Regions from separate parts of the Mus musculus genome. Here all the other regions are linked to region 3. A link is a loop called in an ENCODE intact Hi-C map of the cell type or tissue named here. Cell type or tissue: heart. All regions are shown on one strand. Region 1 overlaps Fggy (FGGY carbohydrate kinase domain containing). Region 2 has its middle 68 kb from the start of Gm32240. Region 3 overlaps Junos (a long non-coding RNA gene). Region 4 overlaps Fggy (FGGY carbohydrate kinase domain containing). Region 5 has its middle 76 kb from the start of Gm32240. Region 6 holds the start of Fggy (FGGY carbohydrate kinase domain containing). Region 7 overlaps Fggy (FGGY carbohydrate kinase domain containing).

Region 1 (4,000 bases), 710 kb after region 3:
ACACTGCGCTCTGACATGTTAAAAGACAACACTGGGAAGCACTGGCCTGGACAGTACTCAAATTAACTATGTGATGGAAAATGCTCAAGTTAAATTAACTAAATATCTTCATAGTGCAAGTCCATCGAGATGTTAATATATAAATACGCTTCTGAACCTCCTGGATTGGGTGTCATACAGATGTAATGGTGCCCGATTTTACTTAACCAAAGAATTGGCATTTTGCTAGTCTTTTCTAAGGACAAAAGAGTGGTAGATGCTGTGTAAGCCAGCAGTTAAGGTCCTCAAAGGTGACAAGAGGTACCATAAAAAGAACTGGAAGATTTCTACTAGTCCTGTGTCTATTTAATGAAAAGAACAAGGAGTCTGTCTTGGCAGTAACTAATGTGTTAGATGGTAGAGAAACAGTAACAGGTAAGGCTGGTAGAATCACTGTCTCTCAGAGTTCTTGTGAGCATTCTGGAAAGAGAGAGATGTTGCAAGGTAAATTCAGTATAGAAAGAGAGCATGGAGAACCATATTCAAAGGGCTTTCTTGCTCCATTTACTGGGCCAGAGGAATAATCCAGAAGCACCTGGTTCTAAACTGAGACACAAAGAGATAGTCACAGCCATTTGGTGTGTAGTTTATGACCCACTTGCTCTTTTGTGGCCTTATTGGAACCTTCTCAGGCAGATTCAATGGCAGTGGTAAAGTGTGGTGGTGAAGACCACTGAGAGTCCACAGTTCGGGCCAGGAAGGCACTGGGTAAGGCATTTTATGAGTCTAATGCACTTAATCTTCTTTTAACAGTAAATAGAACTCTCAGTTTACAAAGGAGAAGTTGAGGTTTAAAATAGTTAAGTGCCGTTCCAGAAGCTACCACCAGTAAATATTACAAAACCAGGGCTGCACTCAGATCTGCAAGGTTGCAAAGCTGCTTCCGACCATGCCATGGCCTACCAGGAACATGGTAGGTCCATGCAGTTTCAACAAGCTAAGAAAGGTAGAAAGCAAGATGATGTTAGAAATAATTCTTCTTCCTCCTCCACCTCTTCCTCCTCCTCCTCTTCTTCCTCTTCTCCCTCCTCCTCCTCTCTTCCTCCTCCTTCTTCCTTCTTCCTTCTTTTCCTCCTCCTACTCTTCCTCCTCCTCTTGCTCCACCTCCTCCTCCTCTCGTTCTTTTCCTCCTCTTCTTTTTAAAACTAGATTTCCATGTGTAGCCCTGGCTATTCTGGAACCTACTCTGTAGATCAGGGTAATCTTGAATTCACAGATTTCTGCTGGCCACTGACTCCTGGGTACTAGGATTAAAGGCATTTGCCATTACAACCACTTTAGGTATTCTTCCTTGAACTCGTTTTTTTTTTTTCTTAAATACTTGGTTATTCTAAACAGTCATGCTTGATATGGATAATCCTGTATAGCTTTGCTGATTTGTCTTTATTTAGCCATATATGCATATATATACATATATATGTATATGCATAAGTCATTGTGAAGTTTTATTATCCATGAGATTTGAACATTTGGCGAGTACTATGTAAATAGTTGTATAGTCTATGCCCAAACACAAACTAGATGGGTAGAAAATGGTAACCAGCACATGGCTTTGAAAGCTGATGGATCCAGCCTGGGTCAGTTACTAAACTCTATGCACTGTCATTGAGCATCAGAGAAGGTGGTAAAATAGGAAGAACTGACATTGCTGGAATGTGAGCAAAGCACATGTGGCTCTCAGGGTGCTTCATAGTGCTGGGCAGAGAACCTTATTCTTTGCTAGTCGTTTCTTTCCTGATTATTTTTTCTTCAATGTATAATAGAAAAATATAAATAGCTGGAATCAAACTTGAGTTTTTATGAGAATTTCTGCCCCAAATGAAACCATGTTTTCAAGAAAGGGGAGTTTTAGGCAGAATTTTGAAAGATAGCCCCTTACTCATGAATTCAAGCAATAGCTAGGTATGGAAACGATTGTGAAAATGGTATATAAATTATGAAAGTTATGTGAAATAATGAGATAATATGTGTGAAAGTACCTCCTCGCATAGAAAGCCCTAATAAATGCTTCCTTCCTTCCTGATTCACATGGCAAGCAGGTGGCAGAGCCCAGGCCTGATCCTTAGAGCATCTAACCCCACCTCAGTGCTCTTTCAAGGGCCCCTATACTTGAGTGCCTCCTGTCTGCTCACCCCACCATGACATCTTCCACGTGTACTGACTGCAGGTTTTTAGAAATAGCCAAGCGCTCCAAAACATTCTGAAGAATGCTTAGTACAGATGAGCTAATTCGTGAGAGAGTACCTCGTATTAGTATTTGGAAAACAGTTACCAGTTAGGACTGGAAGGTTCCTTCCAGAGAGCTTTACAGACAGCAAGCTGAGACCAGCTAAGGCAAAAAGTCAATGGTCAGCAAGCCATATATGATATAAGAAATCATATAAGACATGCAGATATAAAACTTTATATAACTGACTGTTTCTTCCTGACTTTTTACTTTCCACGGAAATACCCTGGGAGGACTTTAGAAGCCCTTATACTTTGAAAAATATAAAGACATTGAAGGCTGTGCTTTACATTGTATGCGGAAGAAAATAATACAGATAACCACTGTGGGAGGTGGTCTGAGTTGTGCTCTTTTTTTCCTATTTAGTTGGGGTAAAATGGATATGGTCTATCATTCAGCATTTTAACCCTTTACCCCTTTCTGAGTGTTCCTGTTTCACGGAGTGGGGCTCAGTCACAATCCTGTGCGACTGTCAGCACCATCAGTTTCCAGAACTCTTTTCAACACGTGGGCCTAAACTCTGGACCCATGAAACAGTAATTCTGCATAGCCCCTTCCATAGCCGCTCCCACAGCTCCTGACCAGCATATACCTAATTTCAACAGCTCTAACCACATTGTATAAGCAGCATTAAATAGCATTTGCCTTTGGGTGACTGGCTTCTTTCTAGCATAACAATGTGTTCCAGATCCATCTATGTTGTAGTATGTGTTGGAATTCCTTCCTCCTTCTGATCTTCTGTGTGCCCCCATTATGACTGTCACAAATGAAGATGTTACTGAGCTTCTCATTAGAGCCACTTCTTTCTAGTGGCAGAGACAAATGGCCTGGTGGTAAAACTCAGCAGCAGTGGGACCTGGGACCTGAGAATTCAGACTCCCCTTCTAGTCTCATATATGACTAACACAGACAACGAATAGAATTTCATGCTGTGCTTTCCACCGGGACCCCAATTTCTCTTTAGCTGCTGCTCCGAGCCTCCGTTCAGCCTTGGGGAAGTTTGAGGTTACAGGTCTGAAAGGTGAGGTGTTGCCTTGGGTAGCCTTGTTTCTAGCCCAACTCCAAAATGCCCAGGTGAGCGTCTGAGGCAGTTCTTTGAGGGACAGGATAAACTAAGACCTTCACTTTAAAACTTGTCCTTTTTAAAAAAAAATTGTTTTGAATTGTTGACAGTTTTCTGTACCTATCTGGTTTAAACATGGTCTCCTAAACAGTGCGGTGGCATGATTACATGTTTGCCTGGGTTGTTCTGAAGCAGCAGAATATGACCATGTGTGACATTCAGATCACTCAAATGTCTTCTTCCAATATAAGACTTACTAAGCAAACTCACAGAGGGCAGCAGAATATGCCAACTGACCAAGCGGGTTCTGCAGGCCAGAGATAGCCCTTTTTTTTTCCCCCTATAAAAACACTCAGCAGCGCTAGGTGTGGTAACATGCAGGAGGCCTTGCCTGAAGGATCAGCATGAATCAAGGTCAGCCTTGGATACAGATGGAGTTTGAGGCTAGCCTGGGCTACAAAATGAGTTCTTGTCTCAAAAAAGAAAATGTGCAGGAGGGAGACTATCAACAAACAAACAAGCAGATAAACCACTTTGACTAGAGGTGTCTTTCTCTCTCTCTCTCTCTCTCTCTCTCTCTCTCTCTCTCTCTCTCTCTCTCTCTCTCTCTCTCTGTCTGTCTCCCTGGCCATTAAGAGCAATCCCTCCTTACAGTCCCTATCCTTGTTTAC
Region 2 (4,000 bases), 110 kb after region 3:
TGAAAACTAGAAACAGTTTTTTTTCAGTAAATAACACAATCTTGGGTTTCATGGTGTTACCAAATATCCTGCAACAGTGAGGTTTGAAGACCTACCCTAAATATGAACCACACCTGGTGACAGCACCAGGATATTGAAGAAGGAAACTTTTGTTTCTTGCTCCTTGCCCTCACTCTTGCTGGCAAGTTTATCTTGTTTCTGAGGTATGCCTTTGCTACCTTCTTCTTCAAGACTCCAACATAGACTTAAGACCAACTGAGACATTAGTGGGACAATCATACGATTCTTTGCTTTTTTGATGGTAGATAGTCACTGCTGGACTTGCTGGTCCAGAGACAGGGAAAGAGAGAGAAAGGAAGAGAAAGAGGATATAGATAGATACAGATGATATAGATATAGATGATATAGATATAGATATAAATTAGTTCTATCAGTTCTGTACCACTAGAGAACCCTGACTAATACAACATGCGACCCCCCCCCCCACACACACACATGTAGGCATAACTATACAGCACCAATAGAACATGTTCACATGCATGCACACATGTAGACATACCATATTGGGCATGGTTGCTCTCACCTTTAATCCTAACACTCAGGAGGTAGGTGGGTAGATCTCTGTGAGTTTAAAGACAGTCTAGTCTCTGAAGTGAGTGCCAGGACAGCCAGAGATACATACTGTCTCAAAAATAAACATAAACAAACAAAAAAGAAACAACAAAAAAACCAAAACAAAAAACATACAGCAAATCTCTGGAGACATTACTATTATTTCAACATAGCATTTTTCAAGGACAATGAAAAATAAGGAATGTTAAAAATGGTTTGTACATTATAGCAGTACATGTCTGACAATGGTTGTCATTAATCTAAACCAGTCACTTGGTGATGCTGAGCAAGTAACCTGTGATGGACAATGGAGCAGCTGTTTGAAAAGAATATGACAAATTGTATCTACTTTACATGTCTGCAGATCCTAAAGATTAATATCGGTAAGTCGGTGGGGGAACTTTTGTCGTTACTAGGGCCAGTTGTCACATCAAGTGCTGGGAAAGTAAATCTACCCCTTTACCACACAGTTGGTTATTTTTGATATTTAGTTTCAAATGCTTTTTAAAAGTCTTGAGTGAGCACCTTCAAAAATATATTGTCAAATCTGATACACTCAGACCTCTCCTGCTAATCTGGGGACTCACATCATGTGGTTTCTGGTATTCTTCTCATTACAATGTGGACACCTCTTATTTGTATCCATGGGGCACTGCACTCATGTTCCTTTTACTTTACTGAGCCCAAGGCCAAGGTTGTAGGTCAAGGGTGTCGTGTAGAAGCTGACCCAATTCTAGTTAGGTGATTAGAGGTTAGACAAGACTGTGCTGGTTGAGCCTCAGTTTCCTCATTTGTAAACATAATATGCACCACCCTGGGCTGACGTGAGGAGTACATGAAAGAGTGTCACATAGAATAACCTATAGAAGTGAGGAGTACATGAAAGAGTGTCACATGGTATAATCTATAGAAGCTGCTCAGATGTAGTAGCTGCCTTTGGCTTTTCATTAGTCTACCTTGTGCTCAAAACTGGATAGGGATGTGCTCCTTTCTCTTCTGAATTTTAGGTGTCCTTTATAGCTTCCTGCTAAACGGCTGACCCTTGGCATCACGAGGTGACTTCCCATATATATATACATGGGACACTGCAAAGTTCTGTTGCTAGATCCCTGTAGGAAGTACTTCCATTCTCCTGAGTCTAATCCATGGTGCCTTGAACTAGGCACTAGAGGGAAGGATTACCAAGGATCAAACACTAATGAGACCACTGATTCAGAAGGTTGGATAATAAGGAAGAAACAGGTGGAGGTAGCGTTTTCAGTCACCAAGGAAACAAGTGAAGAGAGTGGCTAGCCAAACAGAGCCTTATTTCCACTCTTGGTAAAGTAATCTGACAAGCCATTTTCAGGAGGAAAGAAAGTTTGGATGACTAAAAAGTATCCCCCAAATTGATTGGGCCCTGAACTCTGAAACCTATAGCTATCACATAACAGGGAGGAAGATGTGATTAAATGTTGGCTCCTAAGTTGGGAACATTATCTTGGGTTACCCAGATGTACCCAAACACAATCCCATTGTTCTCCTCAGACAGAGCCAGAGGGACACTCAGCCCAGACAGAAGAGAAAGCAACATGTGGCTGGCAGCCCGTGTTAGAGGAAGCAGGAAGCACACTTGGAGGGAAGACAATAGCAGCTGATGGTACAGCTGATGGGAGATGAAGGAACAACATGAGTAAGAGATGCTGGGAAGGGGCTGGACGTGGGTCTCCTGTGACTTCTGCAGCTGCCACGGCTTCCAGTTCAGTCACCCACACTGGTTTAGGTGAGTTGGACTCTATTAAAGAGTAATGAAATGTGTGGTATTGGAAACGTCTGCGTGTGTAGTCATTTGTCATAACATAAATGGAAAACTAAGATACACAGTGAGGGAAGACGCAGACAACATAACTAAGGATGAGGCACACAACTCTTATAGACACATGAAATCATCAAATGTTGGTCCCCACACTTCTATAGCTCTCTCTGGGTAAATACTTCCCCTCTGAGTTAGAATTTCTTCATCTGGAAATAAAGCTAATAAATGTTTAATGTATAGATGCTCAATAAAAGGCAGTAGTCTTCATTTCTTTGTCATTTTCCTACTCTGTTGCCGGCATTTGCTGATTTCTAGTATATACTTTGTGGTCTCAGTCAGTGTTTGATTCCATTCCATGGAAATAAAAGGAATGTTGTACATACTGCCCAAGAGTTTTCCTGCAAGTTAAGGCTTCCCCCTTTACTATAAGAATATGTATATAAATAAAGACTTATTTTATTCTTAAAAAAGGGCAGTAGTCACTACATGACTATTGAAAAGGAATGATAAATTCTGGCAGCTATGCAGTGGGGACAAGTTATAGCCAGGCTTTCACCAACCCCTAGTACCGACTGCTGGTGTGGCTGACCAATGCTGTTCAATAGGGATCCCTGTTGCTCACATCATAGGGTGACGCAGGAGTCAAAAGATAGAGACATGAGGCTGGGGTCATGGCTCAAACAGTGAAGTGGCTGCTGTGAAACATGAGGACATCTTCCCCAGAATCCCCCCTCCAAAGAAAAGGTGGGAACAACGTCTATCTGTAACTTCACCATGGAGGATTGGAGGAGGTGGTGAGGGGCACGTGGAGACAAGTATACTCCTAGCCTTCACACCCAAATCTGTGAGCTCTAGGTTCAGTGAGACACACTATCTTCAATAAGTAGTTCAAGAACAATCATGGAAGGTTCTGGATTTTATACTGACACAAACACATGCATGTACAAGTGCACATACTTCCATGAACAATGCAGAAACCACACATACAAACATATAGATGATTTAAGTTTGTTTCATTCACAAGAAACGTAGAAATCTGTTTGGATGGCATCTGATTTAGTACAAAATCTAGTCATTTTAAGTTTTAAAACCACAAATATATTCTCTATCATCTGTAGAGACCACAGACCCCGACATATAAAAACTGACCTTTAATAGCAAGATAGCTTTCCTTTTCTGGGGGGTGAGGTGACCTTTCCACACACTTGCCCCTCCCTAATTCAGTTCTCTAAACTCTGAAATGGAGTTGCCACCTTCCTTCTCACCACATTGAATTAGCATATGTAAAGGGCTTGGCATGGGGAATTGGTGGTCCAGTAATCGGTAACTAGCAGTGAATAATTTGTTATTGTGGTTACTCACCTCTTAATTCACTTGAGTGACATGTCACTTTCCATGTTTCCAAACCACTTAAGTTCTGTAGACAGGGCTTTGGCTTTGGCTATTGAAACAACAGAATTTAGTGGCTAATAGAAAGTGGACGTTTACCTGAGTCCTACCGTCCCCGACTCATCAGGTTTGTGCTGCAAGCAATGAACCACAGCTTCCTGTCTTACGAGGGTACAAAATGGTGTTTAATCGTACTGAGCCGGT
Region 3 (4,000 bases):
ACCCTCTTACCCACCCACTCACCCCCTCACCCATCCACCCACCCCCTCACCCATCCACCCACCCTCTTACCCACCCACTCACCCCCTCACCCATCCACCCACCCCCTCACCCATCCACCCACTCATTCACCCTCCACCCACCCACTCACCCATTCACCCACCCACTCACCCATCCACCCACCCCCTCACCCATCCACCCACCCCCTCACCCATCCACCCACCCCCTCACCCATCCACCCACCCCCTCACCCATCCACCCACCCACTCACCCATCCACCCACTCACTCAAGAGAGTGTCAAGAGCTCACCCTGCTCTGGGGACTGCCTGGTTTCTTAGAGATGGGGCAAATTGTAGATAGTCCCCACTCTTTAAGAACTTGTAGTCGAATAAAGAAGGAAAACACACCACATTAGACAACCTAATTGGAGCATGAAGGGTCCTCTAAGGTACTATGAAAGAGATGGGAACATAGAAGACAAAGCATCCAATTACCTTGCCAATAAAGCAAGGGAGGTTCCAGAAAGGAGGTGACATTGGACTATAAATACACACTCTCCCAGAAGAGAAAGGGGGAGGAAGGTTTCTCTAGGCAGAGAGCACCAAAGCACTGCTGCGCACACACCGAATCCCTGCCACCTGCTTAAAGCACCGTCTCTAATGCCTAGAATTCTGTGGACTAGGTATTATCCATAACACTTCACAGAATAGGAGCATAGGCACACAGAGGTTAAGTACTTGGCCCGTGGTTAGAGGTCTGCTAAGACAGGCCTTGAAGTCAACTCTTGAAACCTGGTTTCAAAGGTCATCCTCTTAGACACTCACTCACTGAGAACTGAGTGGGGGCCATCTGTTAGGAGTTTCTTGTGAGGAGGGACACATAAACAGGAAGCAAGCCATGGGCTCTTCCTGTAGGCTTTCTCCACGCAGCCTTATGCTGCTAATCTCAGGAACTTGGACTTGCTAGATCCATAACAGAATTAATACTCTCTCTATCTCTTTCTCTCTCTCCCCCCTCTCTCTCTAGCTCATGTACAGAGGCAAGATTCTCTCTCTACTTATGAGGCCACAGAAGAGAAAGACACCTTTATTTACTTTTGACTGAAAACATTATCTGTCTACTGTAGACACACCTGTATCTTTGGTTAGTTGGATGTCAGTATCTGAGTTGTTCGATTTCTGTGTCCAACAGTTTGGGTAATGCATGAGGACATAGCCTTTGTTCGTCTCCTTTGCCACCCCCTGAGTGCCCAGCATAGCACTTGGCCACAACTGGTACTTAGACATTTCCAGTGAATATTTACTGAAAATGTGTTGAGTGACTTCTGGGTTTTGATTAATTATTTAGGAAGCAAATTGTGGGTTTATTTGCTTTGCTAGTAAGAGGACGTAGCTGAAGGAACTCTGAAGGTGAAAGAGACCTTTGTCTTAAGTCAGTGGTTTACAAAGTGCTTTTCTAAGTTTGCCTTCTGGATTCTAATTCAGCTACTGTCCCGCTCAAGCTTTCTGAGGTCATCACATCAGTGTTGGGAGACAGCAAGTTTGAGTCCCTATCCATTCTCATCCTTTACACCCTCTCGGATCGCCTGATCTCCTTCAGTCTGTGCCTAAACACTGTGAAGGAAGAAAGTTCATAAACTCATAGGGCACACTGTCCCCCTATCGGATGGGCAAGGACAGTACCACTGTCAACATGTCCTGAGCGCTTCTTGGGTACTAGGTTCGGTCCCTGTCGCCAAACATAATGACCAGACATTATTTTCTTTCTCCTCTCCTAGCTCTAAGACTCACGCCCTACTCTCCTGCCCTCCACTGCTCGCCCCGGGCTCTCCGGCCGCCACCGCCTGCCCCGCCCGCGCTTCGCCACCCCAGCCTCCCGCACCAGACGCCGGCTGCTCCTGCGCTCCCACGCCCGCGCACCTCGCTCTCCCAGCCCCGCGCTCCCACACCCGGCGCGGAGGAGGCGGGCGCCCGGGGCGAGGGCAGGGCGGCCACGTCAGCGGCGCCGGCTCGCTCCGCCCTCCGCGGGCCTCCCCATAGAAGGTAAAGCCTGGGCAGAGCCCGCGGGCGTCCTCAGGCTGGCAGCTCGGGCTGCTGGTTTCAGTTTCTGAAGAGCTAGGCCTTGAGCAAACACTGGCTGGCGGGAGGAGGGTGTTGGACGCCTTCCCAACAGATAATGTGATTCCCTGCCGCTGGGAGCCACCCACGGTGGGAAGGGGCAGCGCAGGGACCTGCGCAGGACAGCCACGGTCCTGGGCGGCTGGGGGAGCCTGAGCTCGGACCCTTCTTCCTCATCTGTAAGGCTGCCCCTCTCTCCGTGGACACTTAAAATGTTTGCTTTCTTTCTGAGAAAGAAACAGAGGGAGATCGCCAAGACCAACATGAACTCCAAACTCAGGGCATTCCTCACTCTACTCTGACCTTTTTGTAGATGCACTTTTTTTTTTCTTCTCAAAGGCCAGACCTATCCCTACCCAGCGGGTGACCTGTGTACATTTCCTAACTTCTCTGTCTCATTATCCTCACCCATAAAATGGGAGTAATGATACTTATCTTTAGATACGCTCCGAGGGTTAGATTAGCTATAGATTATACATATTAAGCACTTAGTGCCTTCAATCAGCAGTAATTAACATTATTATTAATTGTATTGTTATGGCGTATGACTAATCATGAGATAGATTCTTAGTGCTTCTGGGAGCATAAGTAAAAATATGCTCATTTAAAAAATTTTATTGAGGGAGGGAGTTTTATGAGGTGAATATAAAGAGTAGCACTGAGTCAGGATATAGTCGTGCATGTGTCTCATTTCATAAAGAAACTTGGAAAGCCGGCATTATGTCCACTGTACAGGTGAGGACTCTGAAGCTTCCAGAAGTCACTGGCTCATCTCAGACTCTGGGTCAGTATCTAATTTTTCTCTCTTTCTTTGAGACTTGTCCTTATATAGCCTAGAATAGTCTCTAACTCACCAAGTAGCTGGGGATAGCCTTGAACTCCTTAAAAAAAAAAAACAAAAAAACCAAATATTTCGTTTCCTCTTTCTCCCCCTCCTGCTCCTCCCCCACTTCGTGCGTGCGTGCTTGTGTGTGTGTGTGTTTGCCCAAGGAGTTCAAAAGACAGGAACTGGAATTAGAGGCTGTTAGGTGCTGCCCTATGCTGGTTGCTGGGAGGAGAGCATAGGTCCTCTGGGAGATCAGCAAGAGCTCTAATCTGCTGAGTCATCTCCCCAACTCCCAGACTTGAACTCGTGATCTTCCTGCCTCGTTAGCCTAAGTGTCACACACCTAGCTCTCTCTCCTCCAGTGACCACACCCCACCCCAGCAGGGTCACACCTGTTTGCCTCAGCAAAGGTACCTCCTTTCCTTTGCATAGCCTCCCATCCTCCCCGCATAGCCTCCCATCCTCCCTTTCGCCAAGCTCTTCAACCTGGAGAAAACCTAGTCAAGTCTGGATGCCAGAAGAAGGCCACTGTCTGCTCCAGGAGACTTTCTGATCCACCCCCACCACCTCCACCCCTCTTCTGCTGCCTGCAGCCCAGGCTGTACAGACTTGTTGTCACCACCATGTCTCTGTTTGTACTGTGCCTCCTCTCAGTAGGCCTCCACAGCTGACCGGTGCTGTCTACAGTCTTAGGACCACCCCCTCCCAGGTTTAGTTCTGAGCTTTACTGGTTGAAAGACTGGGATCTCTGATTTTTACTCTCTGCCTGTCACCTCCCTAATACAGAAGGTGGATTTCAGCAACACTGTCAGCTTGTAGTGTTGCGATCCATACAGGATGTCTGGGCAGTCAGTGGTCTGAACTTACAACTGACAAGGCTCAGGGAATGAGACAGCCTGAGGTCTTGGGTGTTACTTAGGGACAGAAAGAGGAACAGTGCCAACGGGAGAACCAAAATCATGGCTAGGCCTCAGAGGGGATGGTTCCAACCCAAGCCTCCCTGAATCTTCACATGTGGTCTTGGCCTTGCCTCTTTACTTCTTGGGATTCACCCCCCC
Region 4 (4,000 bases), 480 kb after region 3:
CTTCAGATGTAGTTGCCATGTGACTTCAGTGCCAGTGAGGTGCACCCATTGTTGAGATCCACTAGTCTATAATGCTCAGGTTCTAGAAGGTTCTTTGCCAGGTTCTCTGCTCTATACATCTAGACATAAATCCTGTGGATAGAGCATGGCAGAAATTCTAACTGAGAAGCCATATGGCTTTTCCTCTACTTAACCTTTTGTCTTTTTTCTGAAGCCTCAGATCATCTCTTAAATGTATTTCCATTTGTTATTTTAATTTGGCAAAGTGAAATAGTCTCAGAATTTGGTTCCTCGCTTGCAAATGGATATGATGGTATACTCTCTGTTGACAGTCTTGGAACTATGAACATGATACTGAAATCAGAAGTATTTTACCCTGAGGTTGAAACCAAGGGACAAGGTTGCATGGTCAGTATGACCTTTGGGCTGTAACTTGATTAGGGGTACCTTTTCTTGAAACCAGGTCTCCATAGAATGGATTTCTTTGTAAACTCTTCAGTTAGTTTGTATCCAGGGTGGACCCCTCTGCCAGTGGACTGTTTCTTGGATGATAATTGGATCTTCTGATTATTTTGTCTTTATTATTTTATTCTGGTTGCTTTCAGATTCATCCTGTCTCATTATAGGTGTTAGCATCTTGTACTGGAATCTATGATATAGCAAGGCTCCAACAGTGTGGTTGTGTTCAAGATGGGTTACAGGATGCAGAAGGGAGGTGGAGGGGAGCTTGAAGGACTTGCCCCATACCATGGGTCCTGACCCTTGTGCAGATGTAATAATCTAGTGAAAGGACTTCCACCATTCACCCCTTTGGATTTTTTTCTTAGGCTCTTTCCCTTAGAAATGGGTAGTTAAGGTTTAATTGTAGAATTAGACCTCTGGAACTCAACTTTACATGGAAATTCTGACCCTTCCTTCTCTTCTTTCTCTTCCCCTTCTGTATAGTTTCTTTTTAAAAATTTATATACCTCCTTTTTGCTGTGTTTCTTTTCCTTCTCTCTCAAGGGCCTTTGAAAAAATATTTAAATGTTATTAAGAAACTGCTATCAGGGATTCCTTTGTTCTAAAGTCATTTAGAAGATGGCTTTCATTTTTGTTAATGAATAAAAAAATGTCAACCTGTATGTTAGAATGTGCCAAGCAGTGCATCCATTAGTGAAAACTCTCAGCTTTGAATATTGCCTGGCTCTTACTCCTTTCAGAAGTCAGGCCTTCTCCCCGGGTTCTGTAAAGGTCTTTAGCTCATCCATCCTCCTAGATTTCTTTCTGGTTCTTATCTAGAGTGTAGCCTGCTGTTTAAAACGTAATATCTTCCCAATGCCACTTTACCTGTTTGTACCCTTACCTCATCCCTAACCCCCATCCTTGCTTCTTAGGAAACCTCAGTTTTCTATAAGCTGAGCTGGAGATAGTTTCAAAGAGGTGCTTGGACTTTAATTAGTATGGAAACCCCTTCTGCTTGAGGGTTTGCCCTGCAGTCTCTCTGGAAGTCAGGTTGATTCCAGTAGGGAGGGGAGGGAGGCTCTGAACTAGATGTGCTCCTGGCGGCCAGCCCTGGAGACTCGGAGCTCTGAGCCAACCATGAAGTCATTTTTGAATTTAAGGCGTCTTTTTAATCCAAGGCAGTGTCTCTTAATTTGACAAAGGAAAAGCTGCAGGATAAGCAACTCTCACTGAGAGCTCTGTGGCTGGGTGCTTGTAAGTCTACATTGTGCTGAGGAGACGTGGCCATGTGGGAGAATAGGTTTCTTTCCTTCTCTTTTTCCCTTCTCCCTTCTCCTTTCTTTTTCTCTTATTGGGCCAATTTAGCCCTGCAGTCTGGCCTCTGCAGTGGCTTGATGTGAAATTTGAGAAACATATGTAGTTTTCTATTTCAGGAAAATGATCTCAGGGATTGAATGTGGTTTTTTTTTTTTTTTTTTTTTTTTTTTTTTTTTTTTTGGCTGTTAAGCTCTGATCTTGCCCAGTGTGGGTTTTTTGATGATGGGAAAGAGGCTTCGAAGTGCTTCTTTATCAGAATTTCATGCAATAAAACTTTAGGGTTGGTTTCTTTACTTTGGCCCCTATCCCCACCCAGGCTCAAAACACAGTGTCATGTGTTCTGTTGAAGTGCAATGAAACACACATTGTTCCCATTACAATGGCTTCATTGCCTGGGTGCACACACATGAAGAGAAATGGCCACTGTGTCCCGTGTCTGTCCTTCACAAAAGCTATTTTAACTGTAATTCAGTGGAGGGCTAGGGGCTAGGGGCGGGGGGGGGGGGTGGGGTCTGTGTACTGTTTTACAGAAAGGAAAAGAGATCCCTTAGGGGAAAGCTTGCCTTTGTGTTGTTTTGGAAAAGAGATGGACTTCTGATATTTCAGTTCGAACCGTCTTCTGTGAGCTAGACCTCTCTCCTCTGACTGTCTGCAGCAGAACAAGGCATAGCCCCAGCTTCTGAGGAGCATCCCAGCCAGTGATGAGCAAAAGGCCACATGAGTAGGGTTCTATTCATTAATGGGAGTTGCTTTTTAAAGATAGTGGTGTGCTTTTCTGTCTGGGTATCTAGGGAATGTCTGGTGAAGTAGCAGGTAATAATGTACAGTGATAGGAGTCATTCCAGGACATACTAGAGATATAGAGTGAAACCTGTCTACACTAGACTGGATGGGCTGAGGGGCAGGACAGAAGAGAAAGCCAGTGAAGGGCTCGTCCTGTGGGAAAGGAACTACATTCTGGGATATTGTGCATTTGTCCTATGTGGTCCTGATAGTGTGCCAAGGAACATGTTCTGGCTCACACAGCTGCTACGGAACAGAGGCTGGGGCCCACCTAGGAATGCATGCATGGCTTCACAGCCATGCCTCTTACTGTGTCCCATCTTTTTTACAGAGAAGAAAATGTGGGATTTCTCGTTCCTTTTACACTGCACTCCTATTTACTTTCTTTGATGTCTTGTAGTGAATTGTCTCAAAGCCTCACCCTTTGTTGAAATTCTTTGCAAAGGTTTAAAGGATTGTCCAGCAGTGGTAGAGGTGGCCTTCAGTGAAACAAATGCAGAGCTTAAACATCAGGGTACTTCCCAAGGAGCTGAAGGGGTCGGCAACCTATAGGAGGAACAACAACATGAACTAACCAGTACCCCCAGAGCTCCTGTCTCTAGCTGCATATGTAGCAGAGGATGGCCTAGTCGGCCATCAATAGGAGGAGAGGCCCTTGGTCTTGTGAAAATTATATGCCCCAGTACAGGGGAATGCCAGGGCGAGGAAGTGGGAGTGGGTGGGTTGGGGAGCAGGTGGTGGTGGGGTATAGGGGACTTTCAGAGAGGAAACTAGGAAAGGGAATAGCATTTAAAATGTAAATAAAGAAAATATCTAATAAAAAAAAAAGAAAAAAATCAGGGTATTTCACTGTGTAGACTCATGTGGTACAGTCAGTTGTTGGTAGGGAAGGTTTGATGAGAATCACATTGTAGTCAGAGCATCTCTGTAGAAGCATTTCTGATCTCTAACAAAAGGGACCTATGGTCTCAAAATTGGTGTGGTTTTGTTTGTTTATTATAAACAATGATTCATTCTTATACTTGACTTTCTGTTCATAATCCACTATTCCCTTTCCTAATGAGTTTCCACATATAATATTCTAGTCCTAAGAATCCCGAAATTTCCTTTAGAAAGTAGTGTGAAGACATCATCTGTGGAAAGGAGAAAGTGGGCTCCAGGATAAGCAGAGTCTGGATTCTGGAGTGGAAAGCCACCAACCGTTTTGACTTCCCATCATGCCCCTGTGTACTTTCTTCTCTCCTTTGTTCATCATTGCTTGGTTTGGGGCTTGGCAGAGATTATGTGTAGAAAGCTCTTCCTACAACAGGTTTAAGGCATGCTAGCTACCTACATGGCTTGTTACCATTAACCTTCAAGAGGGTGTCATCACTGCCAGGACATCACGAGATCTACATTTGAGAGCCAGTGAGATGGTTCAGCAGGTTAAGGTATGTGCTGTCAAGTTTGATCGTGT
Region 5 (4,000 bases), 120 kb after region 3:
AGACTGTCAGAGCCTAGGGAGAAACTAGACGCTTAGATCCTCTGAAGACAAGGACCTCTGTGTATCTCTTGGCAGTGTTATCTGGCATCTAGCATGGTAACTACATTTGGAAGAACCCTGAGTATCGTCACACAAACACAAGTCATTAAGCGTCACTTGCTTGGGAAGATAGTATCTCTAGTTCAGGTCTGAGCATTAGGCTAACATTCAAGAGAAAAGGGGGAGAAGATATAGATACCTTAAGAGTCTCAGGCTGTCCTATCTGGCTTCCTGTGTGGGAAGTGGGATGGTATTCCTCAATAGAAACTCCTCTCAGAAGTAGTCTGTTCAGAAATGTCATCCTGGATTTTATCTTTCAGAAGCACCTGAACTTGGGACCAGAGAGTCCTGAAGAAATCTGATGCTATAGAGCACGTGATACAAAATCCCTGTTCTCAAAGAGTAACCTGATACCTTATACAGGTCTGAATCGCATGCACTAGGGGACCCTGGTCACATTCTGGTCTGACAGTCACGTAGCCTGTACAGATCTGCCACTTGCTAGGCAATGTCTCATCTGTGAGAAGAAGGGGGCAGGCTAGCTATGACTTAGGAGCTCTTCTGTCTTAGATCTGTGACATTAGGTAAGAAGTGGGCTAGGGATTTGAGAAGGATTCCATGTCAGGAGCTTTGCTCTCACAGTTAGAACAGGAAACTGTACTGTGATTGAATTCTCAATGCTGGTGGTACTAGCGTCTGAGCAGTACGCTGATGTATGCAAGCCATTCTCAGAGCTACCTGGTCCAGGCAAGACAGGGTTTCCACTTTCAGTGTGGCCATAGGCACATGGGAATATAGAGTACAGAAATGCAGGTCCTGAGAGTGTCCCCAGGGGAAAGAAACTAAATACTTCACGGTGTTTTGAGGAAAATAAACTCTTACCTATTTCATGTTTATATTCCCCTTTCTGGTGGTTTCTAAGCTCCAAACATACATCGTATACATCTGCATTTCACCAATGAGATCAGCTAATATGCAACTCCAAAATACACACACACACACACACACACACACAGTCACACACACAGTCACACACTGAAGCACCCACTTACCTGGCATTTTTATGTGTTACACACCAGCGTATACCTAGAAATTCTGTCTGCCCCCCACACTCACATTCCCAACCACAAACTCAAGTCATTGTATCTTTCCTATATGCTCTGCACTTGGCCATCCACAGTATGGAAGGGAGAATGACAGGGCTCCGGAGATACCCCGTTCTAATCCTTGAAACCTCTCAGCAAAAGGGAATTAAGGTGATAGCTAGAGTTAAAATTATTGTTATTGACCTGGCTTATCTAGGTGTGAAAATATAATCAGAATCTTTAAAAGATGTAAGATACAGACAAAAATCAGCATCAGAGTGACGTGAACTGGCAACTGCTACCAGCCTTGGATGGCTTTGCAGATGAAGGAAGAGGCTGTTAGCTACAGGCTATGGGTAACAACTTATAGGTGAAAAGGCAAGCAAATAGTTTTTTCCCAAGAGCCTCCCACATACCTTAATTTTAGCCCAGCGAACTTCTGTTAAACATATACCTACATAACCACAAGATGGTAAACTTGTGTCACTTTAAACCTGGGAGTAATGGTAATTTGTTATTGCAGCATGGGAATCTGTACCCACACAGACAGACATACTTTTGTCTTGCAAAGCCTATGATATAACAGGCAGATACATATCCTGGGTGCCAGGGTACAGAGTAAGAAGGTAGCTATCAGATAAACCGAGGATGTCATGCCAACACACTGGAAAAAACAGCCTACACGAAGATGTGGAGGAACAGTTTCTTCACAGAAGTCCACAGGCGTGGTGTCGGCTCTCACAGAGTCTGCTATGCCAGACCTCCAAAGGAATACCTGTTAGAGAGAGGGAGAGATGGAACACCAAAAGAAAGGCCCTCACCAAGACCTGCCTGTTAGATAAGCAGGAGTTGAGATGGGTAAATAGAAAATGGGGTAGAGTGTTCCAGGCCGAAGCAGCAGCTGGGGCAAGGACCTGAGGGCTATTTCGAGAACTAAACAAAGTTGACTTTGGCTGGGACACAGTGCCCCATGGGGGGCATAGGGAAAGAGGCCCAGATCATGAGGGCCTTGTCAGCTATAATTAGACATTTGGCCTCTATTCTATGTGCCATTGGCTTCCCAACCCCCCTTTCCTCCCTTGTTTCTCTCTCTCTTCTCCTGGGTTATACTTTAACATCTTTTAAGTGGAAGGTGTTTGCTTGACCTTGATGATAATACATGGCTGTTGTCCCAGCCCACACTTCAGTCACTTCCCTGTTTTACTACTGATTTAAGATCTAAATCAGCAGTTACCATTTGGGGTGAGGTGAACAAATAAATGCTGCATTTGTAAACATCTGATTGAGTTTATACTCTTACTTACTGATAGTGTTTCATATCTGTGATCCTGCAAGTGTTTTTGAAGCCGGTATATACCAAGTACCGTGACACTTATCTCTTACAGTCATGCCTACTGGTACAATTGTTATCAATTAAGTCATAACTATTGTGTTGATAACCTTCCATGCCAGTCCAGGTTACACCCAGGCCTCTGTATTCACCTGTACCCAGACAGATGTCCTGCAGGGGGAATGGCAATGAGCAAAAGCACTTCCCTTTCAACTTCCAGGAGCTTAGCCTAAGGCCAGCAGCAGGAGGAGATGTAGGGGTATAATGCAAAAGAGCACTCTAGCAGGGCAACCTATGATCAGTTGACCCTTCCTTACAAATACTATCTCTGAGTTATGGAGCGGTTCCCTCTCTTCCCTTGTGAAGACAGAGATATGTAATGGATTTCTGCTGGTGGAAGCTCCAGGGTTCCCTTTGCACCTAGGCATGTGGTCTTTTCATTACAATTTCTTCCAGTAACTTAGTTTGGATGCTCTTCCTTCTGTTTTCTTATGTAATTATCTTGTTGACTCTTTAAACTATTGAGACTGCTAGAGGGGGCCCCAGCACTGGGAGAGAAGTGGACATGAGCCCCCACCCCTAACCAAGAAGCTATTGGCAAGTGATACCCATGGACACAGGGTAAGTTTTGTCCAATGGCGCTTCACTTGTAACATTAATGACACATGCCTTGGCCCCATGCCAAGCACTAGATGGCTCACACAAAATTAAATTAATGGTAGTTTTGAAGACTTTTTTTTGTTTCATGTTTCTTTGTTTGGGAAATTTTTGTCATATTGATCTTTTGGTTGTAAGTTATGATTTCCATTTGGGAGCAGCATTTTTTTGACAGAGAGAGAGCGAGGGCAAGAGTGAGAGCAAGAGAGAGAGAGAGAGAGAGAGAGAGAGAGAGAGAGAGAGAGAGAGAGAGAGAAGAGAGAAGAGAGAAGAGAGAAGAGAGAAGTTGGGGGAGATAGGGAAAAGCATGATCCAAATATATTGTGTGAAAAAATGTTTTTTCAATATATTTTTCAGAATAGCCCTTGAGCTTAGACGACTCCCTCGACCAAGAAATGAACAGTCCTCAGCCTGTGCACCTCTTGTGGCCAGAGCTTTTCCTGCTTTTGCCTCCATGTGTCCTTCTTTGCTCTCCTTCGGAGTGTATAACACAAGGCAGTGGGCCAAGCTCACTGTACCACTAGTGCCACAGCGCAAGAGAGGCTCACATTGGTCATCGGCTTTGTGTCAATCACAGGAGGCACCTGTTGGCTATGGACGCCAAACAACCAGTTCTGAAATGGATCTTGTTAAGTACAGTCTTATTTCCCAATACAGTCTTATATCACCTTTGCTGGATCTTTGGCTACTGGAGTGCCCAAGACTTCTGGGGTGGAGGTGGGGGAACTTGTACTCCAGATTACAGAAAACGAATGCTACTTGCCAATTTTGGATACAGACAGGAATTTGGATAGATGGATATAGATATTAAGGAAAGAGTGAATGAATAAGAGAGCAGTGGGTGAATACATGTGAAGGAGACGATACTAGAGTATGGATGGTATGGATA
Region 6 (4,000 bases), 400 kb after region 3:
GCATGGAGCCATTTCCTCTTCTGTTTTTCAGCCACATTGTGTCAGCTAGTATTTTATAAAGTACTCAAGATTTGTTATTTCTTTCCATAAATTGTAGCCTGAAAATGTACATTTCCCATAGTCCCTGAGGCAGCAGACACATTCCGTTCTGGGATAGGTTAAGGAAGAGCTGGGGCAATGCATAATAGGTATTAAGCATCCGACCGTTTGCACAACATTTCTGTGATGTAGTTTCAGATGGTTCTGTAGTAGAGGTCAGTCACCTGATTTCTAGTGCTAGTTGAGCTGTGGGGTCTTTTGGACTCAGCCTGGTCTGGTGTACACAGCATTAGGGACTCACTTTCTTTCACCGTGTTTCTTTCCTCTGTGTGCCTTTTATCCCAAGGTCCTTTTATTGTTTAAAATGGCTGCTGGAGGCCCAGCCACAACACTATTTTTGCTACTGGTCATATGCTATTTAAGAGGACTCAAATAAAAACTCAAATACAGCAAAGACGAGAAACAGCTATCCACAAAGGCCAACACACTAGTTTATGTTTAGCAACGAGGAGACCTTTCAGGTTCCCACCCAAGCCATAGACTGTGAGGCAACAGGCGCGTTGCATTTCTGGGATACATTAAGGAAGAGCTGAGCCAATGTAGCATGTGTATTAAGCATCCAAACTTTTGCAAAACATATACATGTCTGGTACTTAATTTGTTCTTCATAGTGCTCCGGAAAGAAAGACAACCAGGTCTTAATATTATAATTCCCGTTGTATGCTTGGTCCACATGACTAAGTAACAGATCTGAGACTGTGCAGACAATTTTTTGAATAGCTGGAAATGCAATCATAGTGTAGATCTTAACAGTTAGGTTCTTAACTGTCCGGATGCTGAGACCCTTTATAATAGTTCCTCAGGTTGTTGTGACCCAACCATAAAATTATATTTTTTGTTACTTCACATATCTACTTTTGCTATTGTTATGAATCATAATGTAAATATCTGATATAGGTCACCAAAGAAGGTTGAACACTGCTTGTGTAGAGGAAAATAAATCCAAACCAAGACCTCCAGGAGAGTGCAGGACTAATCCTGTGGCCTCAGCCTCACCGAGTTCTTACCTGGATGACGGAGAGAGATCGATCACTCGTTTACTCTCAGGTCATGTGGATACTAGTCTTAACATAATAAACACACTAGGTCTGACTAAGGAAGTCTCTGTTATCGAGAAGGGTTGGTTTTCGCAACCTTGGAATAGTCCCCAGGAAAAGAAAAAAGAAAAAAAAGAAAAAAAAAAAGCCAAACCGGTTTTGGACTCTCAGTATCTAGCGATGAGGGTACCGAGAGTCCATGTAGCTTACTGGTATGTCAACTTCTCAAAGGCAGGGGTCATCTATCTTTTAGATTTACGGTGTCGTCTCTACCTCAAAGCCTCGACCACAGCATAAAGTGTGAGAGTTCCTGAAAAGCACCAGGTATAAAGGGTTCAAGGAATTGAAGCCCATAGCAATCCTGGTGCTCAGCCGAGGGCGATTTAACAGGAAATATCCACCACATACTGTAGGTTGGCTAGGTTAGCTGGCGCTCAGAGGGGATTGCTTAGATTGAGCCGTCTCTGTTGCCTGGGCATCTTTAAAATCCAGGCAGCGAAAGGATTTTGAAATGCAAACCCAAGACTTACAGTACAGTGGGGAGGAGCAGGGCTCACAAGTACTGGCCATTCACGGTGCCCGTTTCAAAGGACCAATCAGGTTGCTCCTTACAAGGGTTGCTGGAGGGGCTGGACTGAAGCGGGCGGAGTCACAGCTTGTTTGGACCGCCCTGCTGGGTGCGGTGCGGCTGTGCATGGTGGCCTGCTGGCCTGCTAGCTAGAATGTGATTTCATATTGGACAAGTAAGTGACCCTCCCAGGGGTTCTTGCAGGCACGCAGGCTCTTAGCCAGCTCCCCCCAAAAGCTTCTCTAGCCTGCTAAATGTTTCCCTCCTTCACCTTTGGGTCTCACAGCCAGGCCACTGGTTGGCCTTTCAGTTTCTTGTGTATTCTGGGTGAGGTGTCTTGCCCAAGGGAGAGGCCTTTACTGCATCCCAATGACTGCCCTACAGATGTCTGGGGCCTAAGGCCCTATCTCTCTGAGTAGTGTACAGTTAATTAAATAAAGTGTTTTTTCTTTCTCCCAGAAAAGAGAATTTTGCAATGCACCCCCGCCCCGCACCCCAATTTGGGGACAATTCTCTAAACATTTTAAGTCGTTGATTTCAAGTTTGGCAATGTAAAAGCGTTTCAAGGCTGGTGCTGTTTAAGGCTATAGAAGCTGAGCATCTGGAGATAGTGTTTGGTGCGTACTTCAGTTTAAATGGGATAATGCCATCTGTCTTGTTACAGGGCTGCAGGCCAGGAAGGGTATAGGGGGATCTTTCCATGTTTATGAACTTCATGACCATTTCAGGATGGAGACACACACTGTGGGGGAACTCCTCTGTCACTGGTCCATTCACTGGAGCACTGCTTACATTTTAGCTCGAATTTCTTCTCCTAGTTAAAGGGCAAACTGTGGCCAAGTTTGACTCTTTTTTGATCAAGTGTGTGTGTGTCAATTCAAAAGGTCCCATTGGATTGTGCTTTTAGGGAGCAAATCCATAAGGAAGAATTAAAGTCTGAGTTTGTGGCTGGATTTGTAGATTTGTCTTTTGTTTCATTTTCTTGTCCTTTTTAAAGGGTTTCCCGTCTTTACTGTGAGCTATGTGAGTCCTGATGTTTCTCTTTTCTGTTGCTAGCTGGGGGTGCTGCTAGTCTGTCTTCTGGAGTCTCCTTCTAATGCAGCTGTCATGCTTGGTCTTGACTTAAAGGCTTCTGCCCTGGCTGTATGAATAAGAGCCCCAGAGGACTGCTCCTGACTGATGGGGTCTGGGGTGGAAAATAGGGGATGAGGAGGGCCTATGGATGATTTTTTTTGAGGGGGGGGGGTGGCTTAGGATTAGGAAGTCAAAGTTTGCAAGTAAGGAGGAGGGAATAACCCAGTTGGTGGAGCACTGTGTTTCTGGGAAGGGTGCCAGGTTCTTATCCAGGCTCTCATGAATTTTGCTGGGCTTTGTCTTCTGGAATTTAGTTCTTTTTCTATAACCTTTATCTAAAAACTACAGCCAATTATTAGCCTTTTTAAGGACGACGACGACAACAACAACAACAACAACAACAACAACACCAGGTTGGGGAAAGCCCCGTCTTTAAACTCCCAGCCAGAAGGGGAGTCTGACATAGTTCTTTGTCTGGATTGTGCCATAGAGATCATTTAACTCTTGAGATGATCGCAGGCAGAGAGGTGTTCTCAGCCAGGGTAGTTAGTAGCAGCCCCATGTAGTAGTGACTGACATACAATTAACTGTATATTTTAGATTCCATTTGCTGAGATTTTAAGCATTCCAGCATCATTGATGATAATGGGTTTTGATTTGTAATTTTCCTTTCTTGTATTTTCTGAGTTATATTTTCTGACTAATATTGGCCTTAAAGAATCAGTTAGGGAGTATTTTTACGCGTGTGCACGCATGCGCATGCACACACACACACACACACACACACACACACACACACACACACATTTTCTCTCTAGTGGTTAGTAGAACTCACTAGCAAAGTCATCTGGGCCTGAAGCTGTATGTGAGGAATGCCAGCGACAAAGCCATTTGATCTAAAAGCCTCCTTACACTTCCTGTTGCTATGAGAAACCCATGAGAAAATAACTTAAGGCAGGAGAAGTCATTTTGGCTCACGATTTCAGTTCACTATGGTAGGAACAACTCACATCATGGACAGCAGGGAGATGACTTTAGGTCTAAGATGTTTTTAGGTTTGTAGTAGAAGTTAGGATGGAAAATAATAGTATGGAACTCTGGACTCACCAAGACAGGATAGATAATAGAGTTAGATCTAATTGTTGCCAAACACAAATGGACTGAACATTGTGAATGTAATTCTTACATGATAGTTTTCATAATTGTTTCATAATTGTTTTTA
Region 7 (4,000 bases), 570 kb after region 3:
CTGGAGCTCACCAGTCAGCTGGACTGGCTGGCAAGAAGCCCCAAGGCTCTCCTGTTCTCTGTTAAGAAGTGCTGAGATTACAGATGTGTGCACTTTTACTCCTTGTTGGTTATTTTTTTTTTTAAATCTGGATGTTAGTGATCAAACTCAAGTCTTTCTGATTGCCCAGCAATCACTTTTCTGACCAAGTCATCTCCATAACATCATGATATATTCTCTAATAGAAAATATGATACTCATTGATGAGGAAAGACATCTGTTGAGCTTAAAACACAGACTTTACGGTTGTATAAACATACTAACTCTGCTACAAGGAATTGAATAAGGCATATCTTAATATTGTGGAGGAGTCTCATGTGATACTTTCTCAAATTTCATTACTATTTATCTCTGGGAAGGGGAAATGTAAAGAGACAGCATTTTTTTTTTTTTTTTTTTTTTTTTTTACTCTTTGTGTTTGTAGTTCCTATAATTAAGTCTTAACTACCTTCAAATTCATGTTCTCCATATTTATCTTTTAAAAGTCAGCTCTGTTGTTTATGCTAGGGCTTGGTGGGCTACTACTATGGGTGTCCCACTTTGAGTACCTCCCAGAGGATGTGTAACCCAAATGCCATCTCTGGAAACAACCCCAAAAGGTGACACTTAGCTCCCTTCTCCTCCCTTTTCCTGCCCTCTCTCTGTCTTTGTCTTCTTCTCTCTAGCCTTTCGGAACACTAACTCCTGTAGGAGTGGAGAGCTGGTTCTTGCTGTGCTCAGAGCTTCCTCTGGGGGCCCCTTCTTGTGTCCTAGGTAATTGGACATGGTGACTAGGGACTCTTTTTGGGGCTTTGAGCTAATTATCATTTTGACTAAAATCTGTTCACTTTTCTAGATCCTCTGTCCAAAGAATAAGACTTTTAAAACATAGAAATTAGATTTATAAAGTTTGAACTTTGCATTTTTTATCAGTTGACCATTTTCCCCAAAATGTGTATGCTACCCCCACCCCAGGTAATCGAGAGCTGTAGAGTTTAAGTGCTGTAAAGTCACAGCATGACTCTGGAATCTTCTATTACAATTGCATGAATTCACAGATTTGACTCCAATATTTTGATTAAATGACAACTTGGCCAGCTCTCCCTCTGTATTGGAGGGAGAATACTCCTTAACCCAAAGCGTCATCCCTTCTTTAATCTCCAGGTAGATGGTCTGATGGCACAGGTCAGGTTCTAGAATCAAACCTCTGAATCTTAGTCCATGAATCTGCATCCTTGGAGTGTAAGAACAATGCCTACATCAATCAGCCTTTGGGCATTTCCTTCTTTACTTGAGGCAGAGCAGAATTGCTGTTGGGCTCCAGAACCTTTCATTTCATGGCAAAAGAATTCTCATTGCTGGAGGAAAAGTTAAAAAGCTATATTCATAGTTTCTTTCTTCATATAGTTGAGATATTTCTGAATTCTGATGAAATCTAGTATACATCAAACAAACAGAAAGAAAAACCCATTGCTCTTGGCTTTAGGTTCAATGTTTATTTACAGCCTGGCTTTTGAAACATGGTAGCTGTTACATTCAAGTAAGTTCTGTAACAGCAGCTTCTCTTTGTGCCCATGTGCTCTGAGTCCCCTAGACTTATCCATACATCTGTCCTCTATTTAAGGAGATCACACCTAAACCCTGTCATCTTTCAAACATTCTTTCCTTGCTGTTGGGTTTTGCCAACTAGACTTGACTGAAGAAAGACACCTTGTTGTGTTCTTTTCATCATCTGTCCAGTAAAATGGTTGGTTGTCAGGACAACGGCATAGAAAATAGAAATGTGGAAATTCATAACCACATGAATTCTTGAAACAAACTTGACAAGGGAAAATTCCAGCATACGTTCCATATAAGGGTTAAGGAAAAGGAAATGTTTCAGATACACCCCCTCCCCTTACAAACTGGACATTTCTTTGTAAAATCTGTAAGAATACTAGGAAACACACACACACACACACACACACACACACACACACACACACACACACTCACCACCCTCTCTTCAGTCCTATCTGCATTCTTGATAGAGAACCTGTGGGATGCATAGGCACTTTGGTCTCTGTAATCTCAGTACCAGACACAAGAAGCATCCAAGCACTGTAGGGACAGTGTGCTTGCATCTTGATAATGGTCTTTATAGATGGATTTTATGATGTTTATCTACAAAGAATCTGAGTTTAGAGGGCTTGAGGCTCTGAAAGTCGAGGCATGCAACCAAAGCCAGATCAAACTGACTGCTGAAATCACACTCTTCCTAATAGCACTCTGGCTCCCTGTCAAAAATGTGAGGAGTAGGGCTTTAAAAAGAGCACTTCTAAGATGAAATATACACTTTTCAAAACAATAGCAGAAAGCCTTTTCAAGGGTAAAACAGTTGGGGGAAAAAGAAATAATATGTAATTTAGTATTCATTGAGTATAAGCAATTAATCCTGCCCTCTGGGGGTGAATTTAGTCTAGCCTATTTGCACATGAAAGTACAAGACTGGCTTCCTCTTTATGAAAGTAAGACATCTGGTTGGAAAGTGAAAAATTTGGTCAATTACCTGAATCGTGTTTGGTCTACATGATAGAAAAACCCCAGATGTCTTGAAATCACCAGATGTTTGGCCTTGTGCGGTTACCACCAGCCCTGCTGACTGGCCCTTTCCTGTGAGAGTTGCTGTTTGACATCCCATAGAGGCAGCCATTGTTAGGAGGCTGTTATCTTCTGTGATCCAGCAGTGTACAAACAGGAGTCTAGACTGCTCACCCACACTGGCTCTGACAAAGTGTTCCTTGGGCTATGCTGCATCAGTAAATGGGATCACACAAAGAAGCACAGTGAGTCAAAGACTATCCTTTATTTTGAAAATCCTGTCTTTCTAGTGAACAGATATTCTGTTCAATAGTGAATTGCAGGTTTGGAAAAACAAGTCATTTGCACATAAGTTTAAAACTGAGAAACATAGGTCTGTATTAGTTGTCGTTGATTTTTTTTAATGTAGTTTTCATAGAACTGTGAAACAACAAATATGAAACCCCACATAGTACCTGGAGCAGAATGGCAGCTAAAGCCACTCTTTCCTGAATCTGCCTTTTCTTAGATGTCGGGATACTCTGTAGGGCTGCCGTTTCTTACAAAGCTCTAGAAAGTCATAGTCATCTGACAGTCCAGGGTTTTGTTGATGTTCCTTTTGAAACCAGCATTTAGTGCTTAAAATAGCTCCAAAGAGAATGCTTTCTACACTTATTCTTAAAACATTTCATTCTGAAGATTTAGCATGGAAACATGTGTTGAACTTGAGAATCATGTGAGAAAGACCAATTCCACAAATTTTGAGCCAAATTTGAAGCAAGCTTTAATTAAAAACTGGCCAAGATGATAGACTCTGGCCAGGACCTTTCCAAGGTTTCCAGAAAATAGCAAGAAGTCACATTTTGCGCTGGCTTATAAAGGCAGACCCATAAAGCTTCATATTTCCCATCAGGTCCAATCAAAGGTATGTATCCTGACATACTTTCTGCCTACATACCTCCTGCCTACATCCAATCAGGGGCAAGCATACATCCTGATGTATTTCCTGCTTAGGTATCTTTCATCTACATGTGACCAAGCACATCCAGTGCACCTGGGTCAGACTTGTTTAACAAATGAAAACATAAACAGTGGTCTCTAGCATTTCAGGAAGTATCTGTCCTGAGGCAAGGGGTTTACAGATTAGAGCCGTTTTTGTTTTATGAATCTCTTAGGCACAGTAACTAAAGCTTAAAACATAACTTTGGCTCTCACACATGACCACAGGGAGACATTTTTTCCACTCTGGCAAACTAAATTCCATTATTGTGAATATTTTAACACCTTTCATGGTTTCTGCAGCTAACTCCCATGACCTCAAACACCTACATCTCATCACACACTAACATCACAGACCCCTCAAGGTTTTTAGCTCAGCCAGAGTGAACTCTGTGACCTCTTTGTGCTAGGCAGCATCCAACAT

What was found. A loop is a pair of places that touch in the nucleus more often than their neighbours do. Peaks named below come from ENCODE experiments on the same cell type or tissue, not always from the same donor. Only the 100,000 strongest peaks of a DNase experiment are listed, where the experiment ranks them.
Region 1: a loop joins it to region 3, with 3 times the contacts of the local background. A loop is called at or near these places in 10 of 42 quality-filtered maps.
Region 2: a loop joins it to region 3, with 1.9 times the contacts of the local background. A loop is called at or near these places in 5 of 42 quality-filtered maps.
Region 4: a loop joins it to region 3, with 2.1 times the contacts of the local background. A loop is called at or near these places in 3 of 42 quality-filtered maps.
Region 5: a loop joins it to region 3, with 2.5 times the contacts of the local background. A loop is called at or near these places in 5 of 42 quality-filtered maps.
Region 6: it touches region 3 in a loop (2.3-fold over the local background); 7 of 42 quality-filtered maps call a loop at or near these places.
Region 7: a loop joins it to region 3, with 2.4 times the contacts of the local background. A loop is called at or near these places in 2 of 42 quality-filtered maps.

What each region holds. Positions count from the first base shown.
Region 1 is chr4:95,866,418-95,870,417 of GRCm38, forward strand. All of the region lies in intron 14 of Fggy (FGGY carbohydrate kinase domain containing), which reads left to right. Among named protein-coding and RNA genes, the nearest start is that of Hook1, 99 kb to the right of the region's middle. In heart, a CTCF peak has its summit at 2,177; no DNase peak of the experiment used is centred here.
Region 2 is chr4:95,274,223-95,278,222 of GRCm38, forward strand. No RefSeq gene overlaps it. Among named protein-coding and RNA genes, the nearest start is that of Gm32240, 68 kb to the left of the region's middle. In heart, no CTCF peak of the experiment used is centred here; a DNase peak (open chromatin) is centred at 2,199.
Region 3 is chr4:95,159,415-95,163,414 of GRCm38, forward strand. It overlaps Junos (a long non-coding RNA gene), which reads left to right. Exons shown (of 5, transcript XR_867920.3): 4 at 1,777-2,041. Among named protein-coding and RNA genes, the nearest start is that of Gm12708, 32 kb to the right of the region's middle. In heart, CTCF peaks have their summits at 1,651 and 2,218; DNase peaks (open chromatin) are centred at 2,027 and 3,287; H3K4me3 peaks cover 1,409 bases; H3K27ac peaks cover 4,000 bases.
Region 4 is chr4:95,635,475-95,639,474 of GRCm38, forward strand. All of the region lies in intron 5 of Fggy (FGGY carbohydrate kinase domain containing), which reads left to right. Among named protein-coding and RNA genes, the nearest start is that of Fggy, 80 kb to the left of the region's middle. In heart, a CTCF peak has its summit at 1,555; a DNase peak (open chromatin) is centred at 1,567; H3K27ac peaks cover 406 bases.
Region 5 is chr4:95,281,809-95,285,808 of GRCm38, forward strand. No RefSeq gene overlaps it. Among named protein-coding and RNA genes, the nearest start is that of Gm32240, 76 kb to the left of the region's middle. In heart, no CTCF peak of the experiment used is centred here; a DNase peak (open chromatin) is centred at 2,083; H3K27ac peaks cover 260 bases.
Region 6 is chr4:95,555,713-95,559,712 of GRCm38, forward strand. It overlaps Fggy (FGGY carbohydrate kinase domain containing), which reads left to right and starts at 1,795. Exons shown (of 16, transcript NM_001113412.1): 1 at 1,795-1,879. Gm40206 (a long non-coding RNA gene) reads right to left here and starts at 1,654. Exons shown (of 2, transcript XR_867942.1): 1 at 1,107-1,654. In heart, a CTCF peak has its summit at 1,811; DNase peaks (open chromatin) are centred at 1,739 and 3,029; H3K4me3 peaks cover 1,464 bases; H3K27ac peaks cover 1,885 bases.
Region 7 is chr4:95,727,047-95,731,046 of GRCm38, forward strand. The region is part of intron 6 of Fggy (FGGY carbohydrate kinase domain containing); the gene reads left to right. Among named protein-coding and RNA genes, the nearest start is that of Fggy, 170 kb to the left of the region's middle. In heart, a CTCF peak has its summit at 2,461 (motif pointing left); no DNase peak of the experiment used is centred here.